2 separate regions of the Homo sapiens genome follow, and region 1 is linked to region 2. Evidence: chromatin loops called from intact Hi-C (ENCODE). Cell type or tissue: endothelial cell of umbilical vein. All regions are shown on one strand. Each heading gives the region's core, and the rest is flanking DNA. Links, peaks and the distances in the headings are about the cores only.

Evidence for each region. Hi-C counts contacts between places; a loop is a spot of excess contacts. Peaks named below come from ENCODE experiments on the same cell type or tissue, not always from the same donor. Only the 100,000 strongest peaks of a DNase experiment are listed, where the experiment ranks them.
Region 1: it touches region 2 in a loop (5-fold over the local background); 7 of 110 quality-filtered maps call a loop at or near these places.

What each region holds. Positions count from the first base shown.
Region 1 is chr6:163,385,142-163,390,509 of GRCh38, reverse strand. It overlaps LOC105378100 (a long non-coding RNA gene), which reads left to right. Exons shown (of 4, transcript XR_943208.3): 4 at 658-1,098. Among named protein-coding and RNA genes, the nearest start is that of CAHM, 26 kb to the left of the region's middle. RefSeq lists an enhancer at 2,417-3,616. In endothelial cell of umbilical vein, for the core only: no CTCF peak of the experiment used is centred there; a DNase peak (open chromatin) is centred at 2,969; H3K27ac peaks cover 1,223 bases.
Region 2 is chr6:163,333,913-163,339,280 of GRCh38, reverse strand. It overlaps DKFZp451B082 (a long non-coding RNA gene), which reads left to right. Exons shown (of 4, transcript NR_033862.1): 4 at 1-939. Among named protein-coding and RNA genes, the nearest start is that of DKFZp451B082, 10 kb to the left of the region's middle. RefSeq lists an enhancer at 3,271-4,084. In endothelial cell of umbilical vein, for the core only: no CTCF peak of the experiment used is centred there; a DNase peak (open chromatin) is centred at 3,300; H3K27ac peaks cover 2,002 bases.

The sequences.
Region 1 (5,368 bases), core at 176-5,175, 51 kb before region 2:
GGGATTACAGGCATGTGCCACCACACTCAGCTAATTTTGTATTTTTAGTAGAGACAGGGTTTCTCCATGTTGGTCAGGCTGGTCTTGAACTCCCGACCTCAGGTGATCTGCCCATCTCAGCCTCCCAAAGTGCTGAGATTACAGGGGTGAGCCACCGAGCCCAGCCTTTTGTTTTCTTAAGTAACCAAAATTCAACTTGAAATAGTTTTTTTTTTTTTTGTCTCTTTTGTTTGTTTGTTTGTTTGTTTTTGCTCTGTCAGCCAGGCTGGAGTACAGTGGCATGATCTTGGCTCACTGCAACCTCTGCCTCCAGGGTTCAAGTGATTCTCCTGCCTCAGCCTCCCAAGTAGCTGGGATTACAGGCACCCACCACCATGCTGGGCTAATTTTTGTATTTTTAATAGAGATGGGGGTTTCGCCATGTTAGCCAGGATAGTCTCAAACTCCAGACCTCAGATGTTTTCCCCCTTCGGCCTCCCACAGTGTCAACTTGAAATAGCTTAAGCAAAGAAAGAAAAGGTTTTTACTGAAAGTCTCAAATAACCATGGAAAGGGCAAGGAAGCAACTGAGCTTTAGAAACCACTGGAACCAGGGGCTGGAGTGCTAACAAGACTTTCTCCTTTCTCTTCTCCCTGCATGTTATTTCACTTTCTCAGACAAACCTCCTGCATATGGCTGAATGCTAAGCCACCAGCTACTCCTGCCCTCACATCTCACAACTTTGCTGCAAGAAAAAACAAAACAGAACATCTTGGCTAAAACTGCCCACCTCCTTACCCCAAGCTTGATGCCAGCTGAAGAGTCCCAGGAGACCAGTTGGCTTAGCCCGGGTCAGAGGCCCTGGATGGGAGTGGATGATTGGTAGCCATCATTTGCACCTGATGGTTAGAGTGTGAGAGAAGCAGTCTTCCTGAAGAAGAGAGGTGGTGTCCTCAGAAAAGAGGAAGGGTACAAGGTTGTGAAAGCAATAAATGCTCACGCAAAAGAGGGTTGACCCAAGGTCTGGCCTTCTTCTTGCCACTCTCTAGTGAGGGAGCCCTTAGGAAATTGATTATGCTCTCTGTCAAGCGGCAAAAATAAAACCTGCCCCTGCCTTACGTGGTGATGTGAGGAACAGATTACAGAATAGATTTAAAGTGGCCTTTCAAAGTTTAAAGTGCGATACCAATGAAAGGTAAACTAAGTTATTCTGGTTCTCTCCCTGCATTTGGTCAGTTCCTGTAACGCAAACCATTCTAGGTAGGTTATAATCTCATGAAAGTTCGGAAGCAAGGATTAAGGCCACTCTCTAGCTCTGTTTGGTTGAGAAACAGCACTATTTCAGAGATTTTTTAAATAGATAAAATTGTATTCATCACCTGTTAAATCATGCATGAGATTTACTTGGGGTGATCCCTGAAATTTTTTCAATTAGAAAAATGTAAATTACAAAATACATTATTTATAATGCACACACGGTTGACTATGTTTTAGAATATTACCTAAAGAAACCACAGAAGAATAACAACACAAATACAGATTCTTTGATACTATACTAGTATACATGTTCTGCTTCTTCCTTTCAGGTCTATTTGCAGAGTCTTCCATTCTTGAGCAATTTTCTCTGGGGTGACTCTCCGCTACTATGAAACCTGTGTCTGTTTGACAATACCTGTGCCCATTGTGCAGAGTTCTTTGTGGCCCTATCATGGGGGACTTCCATTCTGTACTTGGTTACTTCAGTGTGTCAGCTAGATCCAGCTGCTCTGCGCTGGTTCATGTGGGTACCACCTACATGCAATGCGTCTCCATTTATCTTACTGTCCATCCAGGTCCATTGTACCCTTCAAGACTGGTTGAAGCCCACTGCTGTAGGACATCAGTTCCTCTGGCCCTGTTCCTTTGTGAAGCCTTTTTGTGTTTTGTGTGACTGTGTGATCTGACTGCATTCACAGGCACTTCTCACACATAGCTTTGTGCATCTTCTCAAATTGCTACATGTGTATGTTTGTCCCTCCAAAGGATTAAAACCTGAGTGAGTGCCAGCTTTCTCTGCAGGAGGAGTGGGTAGTGACCTTTGGTGCTTCCAGAAGAAAAGCATGCAGGACATCATGGTAAAAGTGGGATGCGCAGCAGAGACACCCTTGCAACTTCATCCCGCTGCTCACTTCCCACCTGGGTCCCTGACCTCACTGGAAATTGGGGTCCAGGGACTGGAATCCATTTGCTCTGGCCTTTGTCTCTCTGGGCTGGGTGTGGGGCCGTGAAAGGATGAGCGCCTCCTGCCCATGGTTGCAATGGGAGATCCAGAGGATACATGCTGAAAATAATATCCTGGGGTGAGGGCCAAGGTCATGGCCAGTGAGTGAGTCCAAACCATCTCATAAATTAATGCAACTCTTGGAAAACTGGGAGCTGAGTTAATGGAGCCGAAATGAGTGGTGTGGAGCCACAGGGAGAGCCACGAGTGTCCAGAGGGAGCCAGTGCCACCGGCCACGCGGCCCAAGACCTTCCAGGGCCTTCCCTTCATGGTCTTGCAGGCAGCTGGGCCTGCTGGGGCCGGAAGGGAGCTGGGCCCCTCAGACACAGCCGAGGAAAACTTGACTGCTGGTGTGCCAGATCCGTCCACAGGTCCCCAGGGATTCCCCAAGTGAATTCTGTCCTCTAAAGCTCGTCACAAACAGGTAGGAAATTCTACTCTTTAATTATCCTAATCCCAAACAAGTCATGATACTCACATAGCCAATTTCAGGTTTAATCGTGTTACCTTTATCCAAGTAGAAATCAATTCCCATTTTTGTATAGCTCTGCAGAACATCCAGAGTGCTTCAGCGCAGAGCAAGGCCCCAGCAGTTATGAGTGCTATCATCATATGGGAAAAAGAAGTTCATCACTCTGTGTGTGTGTGGAGCGGGAAGGGATGGGAGGCAAGTTTATGACAGTTTCCATACTTTATCTAACTATCCATACACTTCCTCCTCTTCCCTCCTCTTCCTGTTGGGACATGTTTGTACATGCCACATGCCATGAGATTCCAAAGGAAATATGAGCCCTTTATGATTGTCTAAATCAGAGTCCAATTGCAGGGCTGGGCCTTGTGTTACAAATTCAATCACAGTTTAGAAATTAATCATACACTTGGCTGGGCGTGGTGGCTCTCGCCTGTAATCCCAGCACTTTGGAAGGCTGAGGCGGGCAGATCACAAGGTCAGGAATTCGAGACCAGCCTAGCCAATGTGGTGAAACACTGTCTCTACGAAAAATACAAAAATTAGCCAGGCGTGGTGGCACATGCCTGTAATCCCAGGTACTCTGGAGGCTGAGGCAAAAGAATCGCTTGAACCCAGGAGACAGAGGTTGCAGTAAGCCAAGACCGTGCCACTGCACTCCAGCCTGAGCAACAGAGCGAGACTCCATCTAAAAAAAAGAAAAGAAAAAAGATTAACGGTACACTTAAAAAAAAATGTAACATTTCAAACCCAAGTATGACTCCACTCACTTCTACAAAGCTGTTGGTCTATAACTGCATGTCTGACTCCTACAAAGGCAGAACTGTATTGCTGCCTGCTACTCACGCACTAGATTGTTCAATTCTTAAAAAAAAATTTCTGACAGAGAAATTGAATATGTATATGGCTATCTGAAGTCTGCACACATTAGTAATTTCAATCGATTGGTGATTGAGGGACTTTCTCTATTATTCGGCTTTGAAGTGCCACAGTTCAGGGGGAAATGTCCTTCCCGCTGTTCACTTTTCTCCTCCCTCCCTTCCTCTGCCAGAGAAGGACGAGGGTGAGGAGAGGGAACCTTATGCCTCCCAGGCCTGAGCTCTGTAATTGGATGGAGACTTGGGAGATGTCAGGGGATGAAGAAGATCCAGGCAGCCTATGACTAATCCAGACTCGGCTGTAATTTTCATTCTCTGTGCTTTCTAATGGGAATATAAAGAAAGTTTTGGACTCTGAAGGAGAAGAAAGCAAGAAAAAGTCGTTTTTTAAGGGGAAAGAAAAGCTTTCTTTATTCACAACCTCATTTTCCGTTGAGTAAAATTTATCACTTTTGGAAAACCTTTTATTTTCTGGTAGGAAAGTTCAAACCCAGTTGAGGATTTTATTCCCTCCCTTGTACCCGAGTGTGATTTCTCTTAACATCAGTTCCCTTTCTATCAAAATTTGAGCATGTCAAAAATTTCACTAAAAATGGGTGAAGCACAAGATTCTTTTCTATCCAATGACCAGAAAAAAAAAGGAGACCCTTTGCCTCATCTTCTTTTAGATGACACCAAACACTCTCCAGATGGAATAACAGAAAGGAGAAAACAATACCTTTCCAGGATGTGGCTTTAGGGAGAAAAGAGGTAACAGACCAAAACGGGGGAGGTGAATGGCTGGTGGGCCATGGGGCTGCCGCAGGTAGCAGGGATTCACTCAGTAATCCCAAGTGCTTTCCCAGGAATTGCCTTCTATGGTATTTTGATGTTTTGTTTTTTTGAGACAGCGTCTCAGAGTATTTTTTTTTTTTTTTTTTTTGAGATGGAGTTTCGCTTTTGTCACCTGGGCTGGAGTGCAGTGGCGCGATCTCGGCTCACAGCAACCTCCGCCTCCCGGGTTCAAGCCATTCTCCTGCCTCAGCCTCCGGAGTATCTGGGATAACAGGCATGCGCCACCACGCCCGGCTAATTTTGTATTTTTAGTAGAGACAGGATTTATCCATGTTGGTCAAGCTGGTCTCGACCTCCGGACCTCAGATGATCCACCGCCTCGGCCTCCCAAAGTGCTGGGATTACAGGGGTGAGCCACCGCGCCCGGCCGAGACAGAGTCTTGCTCAGCTGCCCAGGCTGGAGTGCAGTGGCACAGTCACAGCTCACTACGGCCTCTGCCTCCTAGGTTCAAGTGATCCTCCTACCTCAGCCTCCCAAGTAGCTGGGACCACAGGGGCACACCACTATGCCTGGTGAATTTTTTTGATTTTTTGTAGAGATGGGGTTTCACCATGTTACCTAGGCTGGTCTCTAACTCCTGAGCTCAAGCGATCTGCCCACCTCTGCCTCCCAAAGTGCTGGGATTACAGATGGAGCTGCCGTACCTGGCCCTCTTCTGTGTTATTTTAAATAAACACCTACTTTGGCATCCAGAGATGAGGAAGCTTTATTTGCCTTATAGGTGACCAAGAGTTTATTGTAACTTTCCTTTGGGAGGCAGAGCAGCTGCCAAGCAGCTAGAGAGTGAAGAAAACTTGTTGAAATGCTAAGCTTTTGTGTAGGGTGATTGGAGACCCGGGTTCTAGTCCTTGTGCCGCTAAATAGCTGTGTGACTTTAGGCAAATCACTCCCTCTCCCTGAGTTTCACTTTCTTTATAAGAGGTGAATTCAACTATTTTTTCCCTA
Region 2 (5,368 bases), core at 237-5,236:
AGCCTGGAAGCTTTGTTCTCAGAATTCATGCTGTCATCAAAAGGACTCAATACAAACACTGCAGCCAGCCTGCCATGGCTTAGCTGTGACCGCAGCTGCAAACTCTTCTGTCATGTGAAAACTTTTGGCTTTTTCCGGGTGTGGAATGCCTGTTGGTCCCAGCTCCGCCTGCCTTTCCTCCTTCTGGAATCGTGTCCATCCTTTCAGTCAACTCAGTTTGTCCGCATCTTCCAGGCCTCATACCTCCGCCTGATCTGCATGGCAGTGGTGGGCTTGCTCTTTGTGCTATTACACTGACTGTGATCGTGTTTAGTGAGTCAGCTTCTACAAAGTTGACCTGCACCTGTGTGATGTCTCTCCCTAGCTGGATGCAGCTTCTCCATGGGCTAAGTTCATCATGTTAACAGTGCCTGCCCCACAGGCCCTCAGGGGATCTTAGTGGGTGGTCTATGGAGAGACTTTAGTGGGTATATGAATCCCCAAAATTGTAGGCAAAGTTTGTGTATGCTGTGGCCTATCGACAGCGGGGACTCTGCCGCTGATTTCTCCTAAGAAGCCTCCTGGGGGTTTGAGCGAATCGTGGTGGTCTCCTTCCCTCTGGAGTGATTAGTTTTGGCTTTGGCTCAACATGGTGCAGACCCATGGGATCCAAAGGGAAGTTGGCCGGGCATTTCTGGGAAGGATGTCTCTTCTTCTGATTTCTGAGTGAGGGTAGGAAGCCCTCTTCTTCATCAGACGCCATGGCTCTTACACGAATGATGCCTAGAGCAGACACAGCCCTTCCAGGACCAGAGGCCAAGGCTGACAATGGGACAAGAGGGCGGAGGAAGAAGTGGGGAGCACCTAAGCCTTCCTCTGACCAAGCACTGTCCTAACCAATTCTGATTGGTTCACTTCTAGTTACATGATATAATAAACGTCCTATTTCTTAAGGCACTTTTAACATGAGTGCAGCATTTTAGAGTTTCATCAGGTGATCCACTGGATCTGAGTCTCTGCTCAGGCTTAAGGATGCCCATAAAAGGTGCCCAATTAAATGTTGATTGGTTGATTGGCACACAGAGAATCGCTGGAAGTGCCGCTGAGTCATCCAGGTGCTAAGAGAGCTTGCCAGGCCTGTCTAGAGGAGGTTGGCCAACTGGAGTGTGTTGTTCTCCCACTCAAGTCCACTGCCCAGTGCTGCCAGGTGTGGGAGAGCAACTCAGAGAGGGCTGGATGTTAGACCAAGCAAGGTCTTGAGAGTGTCACGCTCAGGGAGATGCCCAAGAGGGGACCAGCTGGCTGTTTGTGTGGGTGTTTCCTCACTGGGTAAACAGGAGAGAATCCTCCTTATCAAGGGCCTGTAGAGTAGATGGACTTAAGCTTTTGCACCCACTCTGGCTGAGCTGTAGTGTTAAGAAGGATTCTGAAGCTGTGTCCATATTTAACTGGAAACTGTGCCGTGATTATTAGTTAAGTGTCCCATGGATACAAATGGAAAGAATCGAGGCATTCACGCCAGTGATTCATCCCCCCTGTCTAGGGTCTGGTTCTCGGCTTTTTAGATCAGGAGACTCAGGGAGCCCCTTCAAAGTAGATACCCACTTCAAAAGTGGGTTCATCTATCTCCTGGAAAATGCCCCACTCCCTTTGATAGACTGTTCTGCTCAAAAACATCTTCTGACTGAGCACAGTGGCTCACGCCTTTAATTCCAGCACTTTGGGAGGTTGAGATGGGCAGATCCCTTGAGCCCAGAAGTTTGAGACCAGCCTGGGCAATATGGTGAGACCCTGTCACTACAAAAAAATAAAAACAATTAGCCAGGTATGGTGATACAAGCCTGTAGTCCCAGCTACTTGGGAGGCTGAGGTGGGAGGATCAGCTGGCCCCAGAGGTCAAGGCTGCAGTGAGCTGAGATCATGCCACTTGCACTCCAGCCTGGGTGACAGAGTGAGGTTTTGTCTAAAAAATTAAATGAATAAGTACATAAATAGGTCTCTGAGGCTGAGGACAGGCATCCTCCGGGGATGGGTGGCGCTGTCTGAAGCTGTCTTCCTCTGTCAACTAACAAGCTGGCACCAGAAATTCCAGGTGGTCTCCTGGGCACTCGGTGGACCCTCAGCTCTTCCTCGGACGGTGGTGGGCAGTCTTGGACACATCTCCTTTTTTGGATCCCGTGAGGAAGAGTGTGACCTTTCTGCTTGGCACTTGGCTCATCAGCCTGATGCGCGCATAGCGTGGTAGAGGGCCAGGTGCACAGACGTGGTGCTGTGACCCTGGGGAAAGCTGTCTCGGGGCCCACGTCTCCCATGCAGAATGAAGGGCCCCCTGCAGATCTGCTCCATGTGCCGTGGAGTTGCTGGTTCTGATTAGGGAATGGTTTCCTTTAGTCCCTCCGGGTCTAGGAATGCTCTCTGCCCACCTGGACACTGTTGGGTGAGCACAGGATAAACATCACGAAATGAAGAGTGCCATCTGCAGAGCCAAGAAGCAGAGGCTCGCTTGGAGAAGGACAGGACTGGGCCTAGAAGGGTTTGGCGGGTGGCTCTGCCTGGCCATTTGGGGACAGGAAAGGAGAGGGAACCCCAAGTAATGGGAGCGGCCTGAACAAAGGCCAGGACAGGATGTAGGGCTTGCTTGGGGCCTGGTGACTGAGGCCCCATTTGCCTGGCCGAGGGTCTGTGTTCTACTCAGGGTTGAGAAGTAGGGAAGGATTGGAGGAGGTTAAGGACTTGAGGAAAATGAGACTTTAGGAAGACTCCTGTGGCTGCTGGGGGTGGGAGGGAGAGGAGGGACTCCAGAGAGGCAGAGAACTGTCCAGGAGGGGGTGAGTCTTGGGCTGAGGGTGCTGGCTCCATGCTGGGGGTTCATACCAGAGGCCGCCAGGAGCTCAGGTGAGGGCTGCTGCGGAACTCCCCTTCCTTGGCCAGGCCTCCCTCCCCTCCTTTCCCTTCCCAGGTGTGCTGACGACTCGGTGGACTCAGGTGGTGCTGGCCTCCCGTGCTCAGGGACTGAGAGCTGGTTGCTCCTTCCTACACAGCCCCTCTTTGAGAGACTGCAAACCTACCCCCAGGCAGGCAGAGCTGGGGGACGGGGAGTCAGCCACCGATGTGCTTGAAGCAAAGCAGATGGTGCTCTTGGCTCAATGGAGGTGGCCGAAGGACATGACCTTCCCCTCCGGCCTTTCTTTTGGGAAAGGAAGTCTTTGGTAGTTTGTAGCAACTGAATAAATCTTGTCATTTTGATAAGCAGGGTCCCCGTTTCGCTCCCTGAGCGGAGAAAGCGCCACACTTCCTCCGATTGTTCCCGCTGATGGCATTTGAGTCTGTGAGGCGGGATTGCTGTCCCGGGGAGTTTAGGAAGGAAGTGCAGGCCCCGCCGCGGTGGCAGGAGAGGCGTGCGGTGCGGGCCGGTTATTCTTGGAGGTTATTTCCATCTGCTGGGCCTGGAGCAGCTCAGGTTTCTGCACCCAGGCCAGCCACGTCATGGGAGGGTGAGGCTTTGCTTTATAATAATAGACTCAGGCTCTCCGGGCCAGGCTGGCGGCTCCTTGAGGACATCAGGCCGCCCTGGCTCAGTGTCCCCCAGGACCTGGAGTGCCCCAGGAGCACCCGTTTGGTGTCCCTGCCATGCCCCAGGACCCTCCATGAACAGCAGCTCCTCACGCAGCTCCCAGAAAAAAGCAACTCCCGGGAGACTGACCCGGGAAAGCCACGTGGGGAGAGCCTGGCCGCAGCTTCCCAGAGTGGGAGGAAGAAGGTTCTGGTGACCCGAGCTGCCTGTGGTGTGGCAGCCACTGTCCTGGGAGGCAGGAGCCCCTGGCAGGGCGAGGGTTTGCTCTCTGTCTTCCGGGCACCCCATGCAGGCCCCACTCAGGCCACTTTATTTTTAAATTTCAAGTCATTTGTATGGTTATAGATGTTAGTTTGCTGGCCAACATAAATTACCACAGACTGGGTGCTTAAGTAACAAGAATGCACCGCACAGGGTCTGGAGGCTGGAAGTCATAGGCCAAGGTGCAGTCGCAGCTGGGTCCTGCTGAGGCCCCAAGGGAGGCGTGGCTCAGGACTCACCTCGGCACCCGGAGGTGGCCGGTGGTCTTTGGTGTTCCTTGGCTGGTAGAAGCATCATCCTGGTCTCTGCCTTCCTCTTCACACAGCATCTCCCTGCATGTGGGTCTGTGTCCACATTCCTTCTTTCTATAAGGACACCAGACATATTGGATTAGGGGCCCACCCTACTGTTTGACCTCATCCTAACTTGACTAATGACACCTGCAATAACCCTCTGTCCCAACAGGGTCACCTTCTGAGGTCCTGGGAGTTAGGACTTCAACACATGAATCTGGGGGACACAGTTCAACCTGCGACAGATGTGGCACATACGGATGGTAGAAACTTAGAAAATAGAGATGATCAGAAAATGAAGGAGTAAAAACTCTACATTTTTATGGCTCAGAGATCGTCACTGTGACTAGCTCAGGGTACATCCTCCTGAAGAAACCGTGTCTCAGAATAAGACAGAATGTGTATCCCGTTGGGTAGCCTGCTTTACACAACAGTCTCCATCTCTCTAGTCTGCCACATTTCTTCTCTAATACCTGGTCTGTGTTCAAATTGTGTGTTCTTTCTGGTAGCTTCGTTCAAACCAGTAACCAGTCCGTGGCCATGCATGTTAACTGGTGGTTGTGTCCCTGAAGTCCTCTTTTTATGGTATTGGCTTATTTTGGGCCGGCTGTGTTGCACAACCCCTGCATTGCCTGTAAACTGGCGCTCATAGCTAAACCGCTGATGGCCTCGAGTTAAACGTTGCTGGACAGAAAGCATTGCAGGGACTTCTACTTGCTGCAGGTCAGAAGACACAAAACATCTGGTTGACCTGTGTCAGGGTTTTGCCAGGTCCAGGCGTTCCTGCACTGGGTGGGAAGTGGAACAAGACAACCTCGACTGGCCCTTGCAACACTGAGGATTTTCAGCTTGGAAGTTTCTGATAGTTGTCTTTTCTGGTGGCAGCGGCATTGGGAGAGGGGGCGTGGCAGGGTCTTCGGATCGGTCCAGGCTACTGCCCTTGAGGATTGCACTGAGGGACTGTCCCAAAACGTCCAGTTCTAAGAATAGTGTTCCTTGGATTCCTGACATTTTGCCCACAAATGTGGAGTGAGGGGCACGTGCTTTCCTCACTGCAACTGCGTCTCTCACATACAGCAGGCTGCGATCACACGGGGTCAGCTGCACTCTCGCCAGTCCTCCCTCCTACACCGCTTCCGGGAAGGACCATGACTTTTTTTATCCAACATTTTATGGTTTATTTTTCTTTGGAGGAACAATTTACCAGGAAACACAAATTTCTTGTGTATATTTGCTGGTGATTTGACAAATGCAAACACTT